2 separate regions of the Homo sapiens genome follow, and region 1 is linked to region 2. The links are chromatin contacts, found by Hi-C or POLR2A ChIA-PET in ENCODE. All regions are on one chromosome and are shown on one strand. The core of a region is the stretch at or near the end of the contact, and the rest is flanking DNA. Distances in the headings are between cores, read along the strand shown.

Region 1 (6,079 bases), core at 2,463-4,962, 280 kb before region 2:
CAAAGTGCTGGGATTACAGGCATGAACCACTGCACCCAGCCAACATTTTTGGGGTTTTAAAGCAAAGCGTGAAGAGAATCAGTAGAAAGAAATGAAAAAAATAGAAGGAACTGCTAAAGATGAAAACACAGTCTCTGAGATGACAGGCTGATCGGCAGGAATTCCCTCACAGGAGGGAATGAGCTGTATATCTGACACTAAAATGACAGATCAGTGAACTGCAGGATAGAGCAAGAGAAACAATGAAATGGCAAGCATGCAGGCGACACAGAAGCCTGAACATGAAACGGCCTCCATGAGCTGAAGGGAAAACCAGGTGGCCTAACATGCTTGCATAATTAGAGTCTCAAAAGTGGGAAACAATGAAAAAAATACCTGAACCCCAACAAATCCCAAACACAACAGACACAGAAAAACCAACCTGAGACTCATCATAATCAAATTGCTGAAAACCGACAATAAGGAGAAAGTCTTAAAAGCTTTCTGTTAGGTGGTATGCCCAGAGGGGATCTCTTCCCACAGTCTATCTAGCCTGGGGGTAGGGGAAGGATCTTCCTCAACTGCATAAAACTGCACAGGTCCTGTCCCTGAGAAAAGCCCTTGAGCTCTCCCCACACTCAGGATCTACTTCTAGACCTTTTCCTTAAATCATTTTGGCCAATCTGATTTTCAATCCAATCTACATAATGCTTTCTTTCTGCAAACTTCATACATACTCTCCTGAGAGCAAATCTATTAACATTTTCAGACCATTTTGAAAGTCCTTAGGTTAAAAGTTCCAGAAATTTAAAATATTAATTATTTTAGTAAACTATTAAGATATACAGAAAAGTGCACAGATTATGAGCATATGGCTTGGTGGAGTTTTGCAGGTGAACATCCTCCCAGACCGAGAAGCTGAGCAGGAGGAGCTTCCCTGGAGCACCCAGGCAGCCCTCTCTGACGCCCCCAAACACCCCAGGCAGCCCTCTCTGGTGAGGCCCCCAAACACCCCAGGCAGCCCTCTCTGACGAGGCCCCCAAACACGCCAGGCAGCCCTCTCTGACATGGCCTCCAGACCACCAAACAGGGCGGACACTGCTTCTCACGCCTAGGGTTGCATGAGAGGAGTTCTTCGTTTGTTTTATCTTTTCCCCAAGAATCTAACTAAGAAACTCCCTTGGAGTGGGAAGGGGTGGCGCCTGCTTCCAAGTGTGGCCTCTGGGGAGGGGATGCAGCCGCAGGGGCACCAAGGGCTTCTGTGGTCACCCCAGCCCTGAGTCAATTCTCAGGCACAGGCCCCCTGGCTAGCACACGTTAACTCTGGAAGATAGGTATGCAGTTAGTGGTTTTATTACCTTTGAATTTGTTTGCTTGAAAAAATAATTTCACAATATTAAAAACTAGTAATAAAAACTCTCCAAATATCTTGTAGAATTGGAAAGAAACAAGTACATCGGAAGGCATCCTGGCAGAAATCAAGTCTCCACACTTCCAAAACTGAAAATCTCCAGTCTGACTCCTGTTTACAAATACTAATACGGTATTCCACACCCTACAAATACACTGTGTGATTCTGAGCATCATTTTGAAGTCCAAAAGCAAACCAAAAGAATGTGACATATTAAATCAAGTAAAGGGTTCTGGTTAAAACAACCACTCCCACAATAGCGCATTACAAATTAACATTCTGTTTCTGCTATTTAGCAAACATTTTTGGAAAATGTGCAATTAGGCTGCACTGTTTTTCTGATGAGGAAAATGTAAATTTATCAACTAATTCTATGTAAGTACTGATGGTTCTACTCTCAAGCTTTTCCCTTTCTCTTTCAAAATTGTATAGAATACAAATTTTGGCATTTGCCAAAAATATCAACAATTATACTTTATATTTTAAAGAGGAATGCAGTTTAAAGTCCCCCAAGTTAATCCGGCAATTACGGTAACCCTCCCCCATCAGGCAGCCGTTTGTGACAGCTCCCCAGGCCTCAGTGCCTGTTCGCTAACAAGGACCGGCGAGATGAAGACACAAGGCTAGGAGAGAGAAAGTGACTTGCCCCAAGAGATCGGCCTGTCAGCTGTGGAGCTGCAGGTGGAGCCCGAATCTTCCGCCATGGCCAGGTCTGAGCTCCAAAGGCCCGCGTGTTGGGTGAAGGCACTGGAAGAGCCTGGCAGGCGCGCAGAGCAGCCCAGGAGGAGGCGGCGGCAGTGGGTCCACCCCGCAACACCAGTCACACAGGAGTTTCTGCTTCTGTGCTTGTGTGTGCTTTTTGAGAAGGTTTCACGACTAAAAGGAAAATCACTGAAAGCCACTGTCCCCGCCCAAGCCTCGCCCTGACGCTCTGGCTGATGTCTGCTGAACACCCGATCATTCACTCAACAGACAGCTCTCGTGCCAGCCGCTGTGCCGGGTGCCGGGACAACTCTGACCTGCCACGTGGAGGTCACACCAGCTGGGGGGACAAAAGCACCAACACAGATGAATAATTAAAATGATGGAAGCTGCCCCTAGCACGGGCAGGAAATTGACAGTGGCCATCGCTCAGGATGGGGGCAGGTGGTCAGGAAGGGAAGAGGGAAACCGCATGTGCCTGAGGCACCATTGGAGACCAGGGTGGGACGCAGGATGGTTGGGGGAACAGGGGCTCTGAGCTGGTGGAGGGGTCCAGTGCAGGGGCTGGGCAGATCACTGCTGCTGCTGTGGGGGCAACCACCAGCGTTCAGGAGAAGGGAGCGGGAGGATGGCTGCAGAGACAGGGCCAAGACTGAGGTCTGCATGGAGGACGAGTAGGGGGGCAGCTGAGTGGACAGAGTGGGGTCAGGGCAGAGCTGAGGCACAAGGCATGAGGAGGACATGGGGATGGAGGACTGCGACTAGTACGTGTCGGGGGTCCCCAGGGTGAGGCTGCGAGAACGGAGTGTTTGAGAAGCAGCTGGAGCACCGGGGTCATGTATGTGGGGTGTCATGTGGACCTGCCACCGTCCCCCAAAGCCAGAGCCGCACAGTTCCCCGGCTTTCCTGCTGGCACAGACGCCGTACGCAGGAGGAGGTGGGCGCTCTGGGAGCTCCCCGATAGTCTCCACACCCCGACTTCAGAAGGTGAGGTGGTCACAGCGGGAACATCCACCTGTGGAGGCTGCAGTGGGTGAGGGGATTCTGGCAGGCCTCTTGGCACAGAGCTTGACCAACGGAGGAAGCCACAAGAACGGGCTTCTGTGCGGCCGCGGCTCCAGCTCTGTGCAGAGCCAGACCAGGAGAGGTGAGAGGTTCCTTTTTCCAGGAGCAACCGGGCATCTTCCTTTTCTCATTTCTTCACAACGCCCCATCTCCCTCCAGCTCGACCTCACACTTCTGTCTGAATAACTTCCCACAAGGCAGACCATTCCCCTGCTAAGCCTCTCTATAATGCTAGAATGTGCTTCCTTCTCTCCAGCTGGAATCTGCTCCCTGCCCCCACCCACAGCCCTGCCGTGCCCCCCAGAGACCAGCTGTAACCCTTTTTCCCGAGGGCACTCTTTGGCTACAAACGGGTGGCCATTATCAGCCCCTTTCTTCTGAAAAAGTGAAAAAACACACTCCAACTTGACAAAGATTGCCAAAATAGCATAGTCCAACTTCCTTAAAACCGAGCCACAAAACTAAAACTCTCCAGCGAGAGCCTAAGCTATAAAAGCACGATACGCGTCACAGAATGAAACCGTGGCATGAACACGAACTCTCTCACTGGCACGGCTCGTTGAACACAAAATATTTCTAAGTGAGTGATCTATTAATCACCAAAACTAGACAGGATGACCAGGCAGAGACAGCCCAGCTGAGCAGATTGCTCCCCAAGCCAACTCCTCAGTCCCTCCTTGGAACTCGGGGAGCATTTTTCCCATAAAAACACTGGGGTGCTGGAGTTCCCAGGCCCACCTCAGTGCACTGAGTCTCCCACTGACCACAGCCTATAAAAAGATCTCTGTGTGGAAACACAGCCAGAGTTTCCCTGGGACCACCCCCCCACCCCGACCCCGCCCAGGCTCCTGTCACTGCCGTGGAGGGCAGGGTGTGGGGGAGGGGGCCTCTTTCTGCCTGAGGCACCAGAAGGGGCAGCAGGGGCTGCAGGCGCTGGAGGGTCCAGGGCTGGAGCGGGGGACTCTCCAGGACCATGGGGCTGGGCGTGTGGAGGCCCAGGGCTGGGGGGTGGGTGGGAGCCAGGGTGGAGGGGCCTCTCAGCCAGGGCTTTCCCCTGCAGGCCTGAGTCTGGCCATCTCACCTGCAGACTACTGTGAGCTGCTGGATCTCCCCACTCTGCCTCGGTGCCCTACATCTAACAACGGCAGAATGTGACACCGATCTAGAGCTCATGTGCACATTAAACAAGATAACTGGCTCTTTTTACTCTTATAAGCAAAGAAACTGAAGATGGAAAAATAACAAAAACACAAAAAGGAACTAAATAAACATCCAGCCCGCCCACTGCGGTTCCTGAAATTCAGGGTGTGCTGATGACTGTCTCCTCCCTCCCGTCTCCTCCTCCCTCCCGTCTCCTCCTCCCTCCCGTCTCCTCCTCCCTCCCGTCTCCTCCTCTGTGACTGGGGCTCTCCATGGAGGGACGGGCCTGTCCCAGTGGCCCCAGGGTCTGACACTGGGAAAAGAAGGAGGAGCAGGGGGTGGAAAGCCCTAGCACCAGGGGATCTCTGCGTGGCCAGGATACACTTCCTCAGAGGGACACACAGAGCCAGCGTGGCGAGGAGCCAGGACACACTTCCTCAGAGGGACACACAGAGCCAGCACGGCGAGGAGCTAGAGACTTCCCACCCTTGGGAGGTGCAGGTTTTTAAACAACTGTAAAATGGACACATAACACAACTCTGGGTTCCTGCATCTATTGCTGACAGAAGCAATCTTTTGGAGGCAAATAAAACTTATTATATATGGTGAAACTAAACATATTAGGCAAATCTTTCATGTATAAATTGCCTGCAAGAAATGAATGTCTTCTGCCAGAAAGGAGAAGTGAGAACACGGCAGAAAGAGAAAGCATGAACAGATCATTCAAAACACCGGTCACTTTATCCTGGATTTGGTTCCGGGTCCTGTTTCTTTTCATTAAGGAAGTTTATCCTCCCTCCACCTTAAGACTGATTAAATGACATGATTTTCATTGTACATAAAATAGGAAATAGAATTCCTTTTATTCTACAAAATACATCTCCACCACACGAGTGTCGGGATCCCTCTGGTCTCGGCTTCAGGTGCCAGTGCGTGTGTAACCCAAGATATGCTCCTCCTCCTACAGAGCCGCTGGCCCACAAGGGCTCTGAGCTCTGTCTGCCCACCTGGGGTCCTCCTGGCCTTCCTACAGAGTGGCTGGCCTGCGAGGGCTCTGAGCTCTGTCTGCCTACCTGGGGACAGCAGCCCTTTCCGAGGCCGAGGACTGAGGCCAGCAGCTGCAGGACCACAGAAAGTGAGAGAACGACATTTGGTTTCTCTTTAACGCACAAATACAGTGGCACCTCAAACCCACCGGCCCCTGGGCAGCTTCTGCAGCACAGCCTGTGCCTCAGCCCATCCCTGGCCCACAGCGATGCCAGGTGCACCTATTCCAGCTCTCAGGGACAGAAGTGGGGACAAAAGCGTGAGGTGACGATGAAACCCGAGAGCCTGCGGACTGTCAGGAGTGTTAGAAGAAAAGAGGAATATTTCGGAGGAACTCTCCTTACTTTGGAGAGGTTTTTTTAAATCATTGAACCAAAATGATAAGGATGACATCAGAGAAATCTTCAGTGAAATAAGACATTCCTGCCTACTTCCTTTTCAATCAGTCCATGAAAAGAATCCCTGTGCACAAAATTCTTTAAACACAGAAAGTAAGTTTTTGATTCCTCTTCATCCCACACTCTCAATTCGTCTATTATACTTTTCTTGAGAAAATTCTGGGTCTCACCCAAATTTCCTGAATTGCTCAAATTCAGAAAGCACTTTGAAATCTTAACTTGCTGGTTTAAAAGCTGGTTATACAACAAGGGAAGAGCAAAAACACGTTTTAACTTGTCAGACACAGGCAGGCGGGTGGGTGCACTCCTCAGACACACAGCGCTCTATCACACTGGT
Region 2 (6,492 bases), core at 967-3,466:
CAAGGCACAAGCCAGCAAAGAGCAAGGCAGCAGCAATGGCCTCTGAAAGGAACCAGGGTCTGAGGAAAGCTGAACCTAGAAGTCAGGATCTGGAAGAAGATTGAACACGACATGGTGATGAAAGCCAGCACCAGCCTGCCCAAGAAGCTGGTGCTGCTGAAGGCCCCAATCAAGAAGTGGGCGGCTGTCTCCTCCACCTCCAAGATGCCTTCCTAAGGATGCTGGCCCCAGCACAAGCCAACACTGTAGCCCCCACCTCCATGATTAGACCTTGCAGGTGGCCCCCCCGTCCCCAGCACTGGGTCACCTAGAACTTCGATAGGGGCCTGGCCTATGAGTAGGTGATCAGCAGATCCCCGGGTGCTGAGAACCCAGCTATGGCCATGAAGGTACAGTCACCAACTTCATCTGTCCTCCTCCTCCTCCCCAGGTCCTCTCTCCAGTTTCAACCCAGAGCAAAAAACACAGCTTTCTCATCAAATAAGAAACACAATCAAAGAAATATAATACGTAAGCAACCATGACTATTTACTTAGGCATAATAACGTACACACTGAATTCTGATAGAACTATAGTGAAAGTAAAAAAATGTCTAAAATTGAAAAAAAAAATAGCAGTAGAAGCATGTTATTTAGAAATGTGGAAGTTGCTGGGCGCAGTGGCTCACGCCTGTAATCCCAGCACTTTGGGAGGCTGAGGTGGGAGGATCACCTGAGGTCAGGAGTTCGAGACCAGCCTGACCAACCCGGAGAAACCCCATCTCTACTAAAAGTACAAAATTAGCCGAGCGTGGTGATGCATGCCTGTAATCCCAGCTACTAGGAGGCTGAGGCAGGAGAATCGCTTGAACCCGGGAGACAGAGGTTGTGGTGAGCCAAGATTGCGTCATTGCACTCCAGCCTTGGCAACAAGAGCAAAACTCCATCTCAAAGAAAAAAAAAGAAAGAAAGAAAGAAACATGAAAGTAAATATTGGAAGAAATACTAAGAGTTATGTTTGCCTGTGAGACACAAGGATTAAGAGAAAAAGTAGGAAGGGAACTACTATCTTTGTTTATAATCCTGTTGGTACTACTGAATTTCATTGATAATATATATATATATATTTTTTTTTTTTAAGAAATGGCATCTTGTTTTACCACCCATGCTGGAGTGTGGTGGCACAATCACAGCTCAGTGTAGCCTCGAACTCCAACTCCTGGGCTCAACCGAGCCTCCTGTCTCAGCCTCCTGAGTAGCTAGGACCACAGGCACATGCCATCATGTCCAGCTAATTTTTTTTCAGTTTTTTTAGAGATAGGGTCTCACTATCTTGCCCAGGCTGGTCTCAAACTCCTGGCCTCAAGCAATCCTCCTACCTCAGCCTCCCAAGTAGCTACAATTATAGGCACAAGCCACTGTACCAGGCTCTTGATAATAAATTTGAATAACCATAAATGAGCAGAGAGGTAGCAGAATAGATTTTTTTTAATGCCAAAGGTTCAGGAAGGAAGTAATTAACGGATTCTACGTTCAACAAAGTGTTAGCATCATCATACTCAAATGGTGATCGAAATCATGAAAATGATGAGAACTAAGAGTACAAAAATACCATCTATCATCTGAGCTCTGACAGCCAGAGATATCACAGAGGGGACTGCCTTCAACAGACCCCAGTGTACAGATGGGCAAACTGGCGCTGTGGAGCTCTCACAGCCTCTGACCACAAAGGAGCACCTACTCCCATTCCAAAGAGATGGTAATAAAAATAACAGCAGCAGAAACTACCATTTACTGAGCATGAAGAAATATTACACTAAATTCTTTAGATTCATCATCTCCCTTCGTCATTCCAAAACCCCATGACTAGTTTGAATATCTCCTTAGTATTAACAAGAAAACTTCGAAGCTCAAGAGAAAAAACATGAGAGAGGCTAACAGTTTATTCCAAATCATTCAGCTAATAAGAGCAGTAGCAGCTAACATCTAAGCCCTTCCCGTGGGTGACTATGCTACACTCTAACACATATTCCTTTATTTTACTCTCAGAGTTGCCCTATATGGGTCCCATTAAGGCTTATTTTTCAGAATACGAAGGAAATAGCTTAGAGCTGTTGGGCAGTTTGCCTAGAGGAAAATAACTAGTAAAGAGGACAGAATTCTAATCCAAGTCCATCTGATTCCACTCTACCCAGTGTGTATCATCACCTCCCAGGAGGGTCACTTGGGCTCAAACCCAGGACTGACCTACCAAAAAGGAAGAGGCTAAGAATCCTGTAATCTGTAGAGCATGTGACAGGGTCACTATTTCTGGACATTATAAACAAAACACTAAAGTGGGTTTGAAGATGATTTGTTGGAATGCACAACAGGAAGCCAACAGGCTCTGATAGCTGCAGGACGTTCAGACCCACAAGGCCTCGTCAGTGAGCTTTCTCCTACCTGCAGTCTTGGCACAGTCATCTTCCCGCAGCTAGGTTAAAGAGTCACTCTAGTACGCCGAAAACAAATCTGCTCTGGAAAAATGCCTTTTCAATTTGCATCTAGAAACCATCTCCCAATTCAACTCTTCACCCCACAGTAAGAAATGAGAAGTGGAAAGAAGTCCTTAGGTGCCTCAAAAATAACACAAATGATGGTAGTCTAAATTACGACATACAACATACCCCAAGAAGCACTCCCACAGGACTCCCTGTTCAGAAGCCCTCACCCTCCACAGACTCACTCACAGCATCACTCGCATGTTTGTGACCTGAGGCAACAATCATACCTTAATTTCATTGTCATTTGCAAAATTGCCAAAAGAAGCCATAATTTTGGGAACAGCTGCAGCCAAGGTCTCCTGGACTGATTCTTCGGGTCTCTTGCTTGTTCGAGTCAGGCACGGCAGAAGGTTCACCAGGTAAGGCCTGTGTATGCAAAAGAACGCAAGTCATTCTTCCAGCTCTCCTTCAGGAGAAACAGAAGCAATTCATTCCCTGTTAGGGAAAAGCCAGTTTTATATTCCAACAGTCCCTAATGGGATGGGGAAAACTCAGCTGAAAGAACAGGAGGATGAAATGTGGATGAAGCTCAAGTGTTGGGAGACATCCTTCATTTCTCTTATGATCACAGAGGATCTAAAAGGCTGGGTTTAAAAATTATTTGCAGTAAATCATAATACTTCTTAAAACACTCATTTTTAATTAGAAAATAAGTGTAAGAAAATACCATTTTAAAAACAAAAATTTTTAAATGGGAATAAAGCTTTCCTGAAAAAGGAGAATTATAAAATGGGGTTGTGGGGAGAGAAGAAAAGCCGAATGTGTAGGACACAGAGCAGTGAGTCACAGATCACAGGAATTCACCCAACACACAGAGTGACAGGGCAGGCCGGGTGCGAGGTGCCAGGAGTGGTGCAGCCCTGCCCTCTAGTGGCAGAGTCTGGCAACAAGCACGGCCTCAGAGGGTGGCTGGGGAAACCTCCCTAAGGAAGTGACTGTTCCGCTGAGAACTAAGGGGGAAAAAAAAACCATCAGGAGGAAGAAAAACCTGACTCTAATCAGACTAATGAGTCAATGCAGGGTGTCTGAGGTGACAGAGCCATTGACGAGTCTGGAATCTCTATCTAAACGGCACTGGGAAATGGGTACAAGAGTTTAAATAAGGGAATGACAAGACCCAGTTATATTCTTTAAGGTCACTTTGGCTGCTATGTGCAGAACCTGGATGTGTTGCTTCAGAAATATAACACATTTTTTTAAATGATAGTAAAAGAAAAAAGATTATACAAAAGGAAATTTCCTTAGTGATTATACCTCTGCAGCCATATAAGTTCTTTTCTGGATTTTGGTTTTTTTGAGACAGGTCTCACTCTGTTGCCCAGGCTGGAGTGCAGTGGTGCGATCTTGGCTCAACACGACCTCCACCTCCCAGGCTCAAGTGATCCTCCCACCTCAGCCTCTCGAGTGGCTGTGACCACAGGCACGCACCACCATGCCTGGCTAAGTTTTGTATTTTTTGTAGAGGCGGCGTTTCACCATGTTGCCTAGTCTGGGTCAAGCAATCCACCTGCCTTGGCCTCCTGAAGTGCTGGGATCAAAGGTATGAGCCACTATGCCCGACCCATATAAGATTCTTATTGAAACTCAGTTCATATTAATAGTGAGGGTTTAGACCACATTCCCAGTGACTCAGGATGGAGCTGAGGGTCTATGGGATATCAGCATCAGCATGTATTGCTGGTTAAGGAGAAGGAGGGAGCTGATGAAAAGTGGTCCTGCTTTTGTTTCTCAATCCGTTAAGATACAACTGTTTTGACTAAACCAAACTATTCACAGTGCAACAACCATATTTTTAACTCATGTAACAGACAAATGGATATTTTGCTATAACTCCTATAGTCAGCAATAATGAAATTGGTACCTCAACCTTCAACAATTTGGCAAGTATCTTTTAAGCAAGTACTATGTGCAGACACTGTTATCGCTGCTGGGCTGCAACAGAGCATAAGACAGTAAGACCCCTGCTGTCCTGGGGCACACATCCCATAAGTCTCTTGCGGAAGGGTGGGATAGAAAATAAACAAGCACACAGATAGACTGTACGTGACAATTTCTGACATGGATTAGTGCTATGAGGGAAACATAAACAGGGCAAGGTCGACTGCAATTTGGAGAGGGCAGAGCAGACTTTTGAAATGACATCTGAGCTGAGACATAAAGGATCAGTAGCAGCTGGCCCCCGACAAAAACCAACATCCAGAGTGTACAACTTACCTGCATTTCTGAGGCCGAACCAGGTGAGCCAGCTCAGCAAACCTCCACAGGGCAGCACGCAAACTCCGAGGGGCACCATTCTGAGGGGGTGCAATGAGGGTTGCATTAAGAGTCACATACTAGTCACCAAGAGGGTTGCATAGAAACGAAGCATTTTCTTTCCTTGTTACTTTCTAATTTTAGAGAAAAGGCCATTTAAATGCATAAAACATCTGGTAACTACTTTAAGGTCTAGTGGGCTTCAATTATAAAGATATAAAGTAAGTTACCATTTTTAATTCTCATCTCATCTAATAAAGAGTAACCTTTTGAAGAAAAGTAAAGCAATCGTCTACCAAACAGCATTTCCTTCTAACATTGTGAATTACTGAATAACGATGAAATCCCACACCTGCTGCTTAACAGAGTGAAGTTTGCTCAGTGATGGAAATAAGGGCCCAAGACCTGGTATTCGACAGCACAGCAGAGGGATCATAGACAATAATATATAGTCGATAATAGTGGTTTGTTTTTTGTTTTTTTGTTTTTCTTTTGAGACAGGGTCTCACTTGGTCGCCCAGGCTGAAGGGCAGTGGCACAATCTCAGCTACCTATAGATTCAACCTTCCAGGCTCAATTAATCCTCCCACCTCAATCTCCCAAGTAGCTGAGACTATAGTTGTGCACCACCACACCCAGCTAATTTCTGTACAGACAGCGTTTTGCCATGTTGCCCATGCTGGTCTCAAACTCCTGGTCTCAAGCATCCACCTGCCTCAGGTTCCCAAAGTGCTGGGACTAAGGTGTGAGCCACCACACCCGGCCCAATTTTATTTCATTTTTATTTTTTGAGACAAAGTCTCACTCTGTCGCTCAGGCTGGAATGCAGTGGCGTGATCTCGGCTCACTGCAACCTCCACCCCCAGGTTCAAGCGATTCCCCTACCTCAGCCTCCCGAGTAGCCAGGATTACAGGCGCCCGCCACCACACTTGGCTAATTTTTGTATTTTTAGTAGAGACAGGGTTTCTCCATGTTGGCCAGGCTGGTCTCGAACTCCTGATCTCAGGTGATCACCTGCCTCAGCCTCCCAAAATGCTGGGATTACAGGCATGAGCCACTGTGCCCTGACTGTTTTAGTTATTTTAAAATGTACAATCAGGCCCGGCACAGTGGCTCACGCCTGTAATCCCAACACTTTGGGAGGCCGAGGCGGGCGGATCACCTGAGGTCAGGAGTTTGAGACCAGCCCAAAGTTCGGTTGAACCCGGGAGGCGGAGGTTGCAGTGAGCCAAGGTCATGCCACTGTACTCTAGCATGGGTGAAAGCAAGACTCTGTCTCAAAAATAAAATAAAATAAGTAAAGCATGTAACTGGATTGTTTGTAACACAAAGGATAAATGCTTGAGGGCATGGATATCCAACTTTCCATGGTGTGATTATTATGTATTGTATACCTGTATCAAAATATCTCATGTACCCCATAAATATATACATTTACATGTACCTACAAAATACGTGTACCTATAAAAATTTAAAATTTAAAACATTTTTAAAAAAGAAAAGCAAGGCCCACCTTTTTAATTTCCTTATAGAGCTCGAGCTGTAACCTTGGAAGATTAGAATCCATCAAAGCCTACAACAAATCACAAGAGATTTATGGAAGACACATCCCATCACTAGTTCTAAAACGAGCTAAAAGGAAACTAAGATTTCAATTTTGGGGCAAAGCAAAACATAATAGCAACTAAATTAAGAATATATTCATTAAGAATGAAAG

What was found. Hi-C counts contacts between places; a loop is a spot of excess contacts on that map. ChIA-PET counts read pairs that join two places held with the same protein, here RNA polymerase II (POLR2A). Pooled maps may share reads with other maps.
Region 1: a pooled map shows a loop between it and region 2 (3-fold over the local background). The contact joins two enhancer-like sites. A Hi-C loop is called at or near these places in 6 of 50 pooled maps. POLR2A ChIA-PET finds 5 or more read pairs at or near these places in 2 of 52 experiments (T-cell and activated CD4-positive, alpha-beta T cell).

Annotation. Positions count from the first base shown.
Region 1 is chr4:3,386,669-3,392,747 of GRCh38, reverse strand. The region is part of intron 4 of RGS12 (regulator of G protein signaling 12); the gene reads right to left. Among named protein-coding and RNA genes, the nearest start is that of HGFAC, 52 kb to the left of the region's middle. RefSeq lists enhancers at 3,679-3,828, 4,519-4,788. Within about 2 kb of position 3,712, at least 14 of the 41 ENCODE cell types and tissues checked have a DNase peak (open chromatin) inside an H3K27ac peak, as active enhancers do.
Region 2 is chr4:3,103,680-3,110,171 of GRCh38, reverse strand. It overlaps HTT (huntingtin), which reads right to left. Exons shown (of 67, transcript NM_001388492.1): 4 at 6,289-6,348; 5 at 4,736-4,815; 6 at 2,749-2,887. Among named protein-coding and RNA genes, the nearest start is that of HTT, 32 kb to the right of the region's middle. Within about 2 kb of position 2,216, at least 8 of the 41 ENCODE cell types and tissues checked have a DNase peak (open chromatin) inside an H3K27ac peak, as active enhancers do.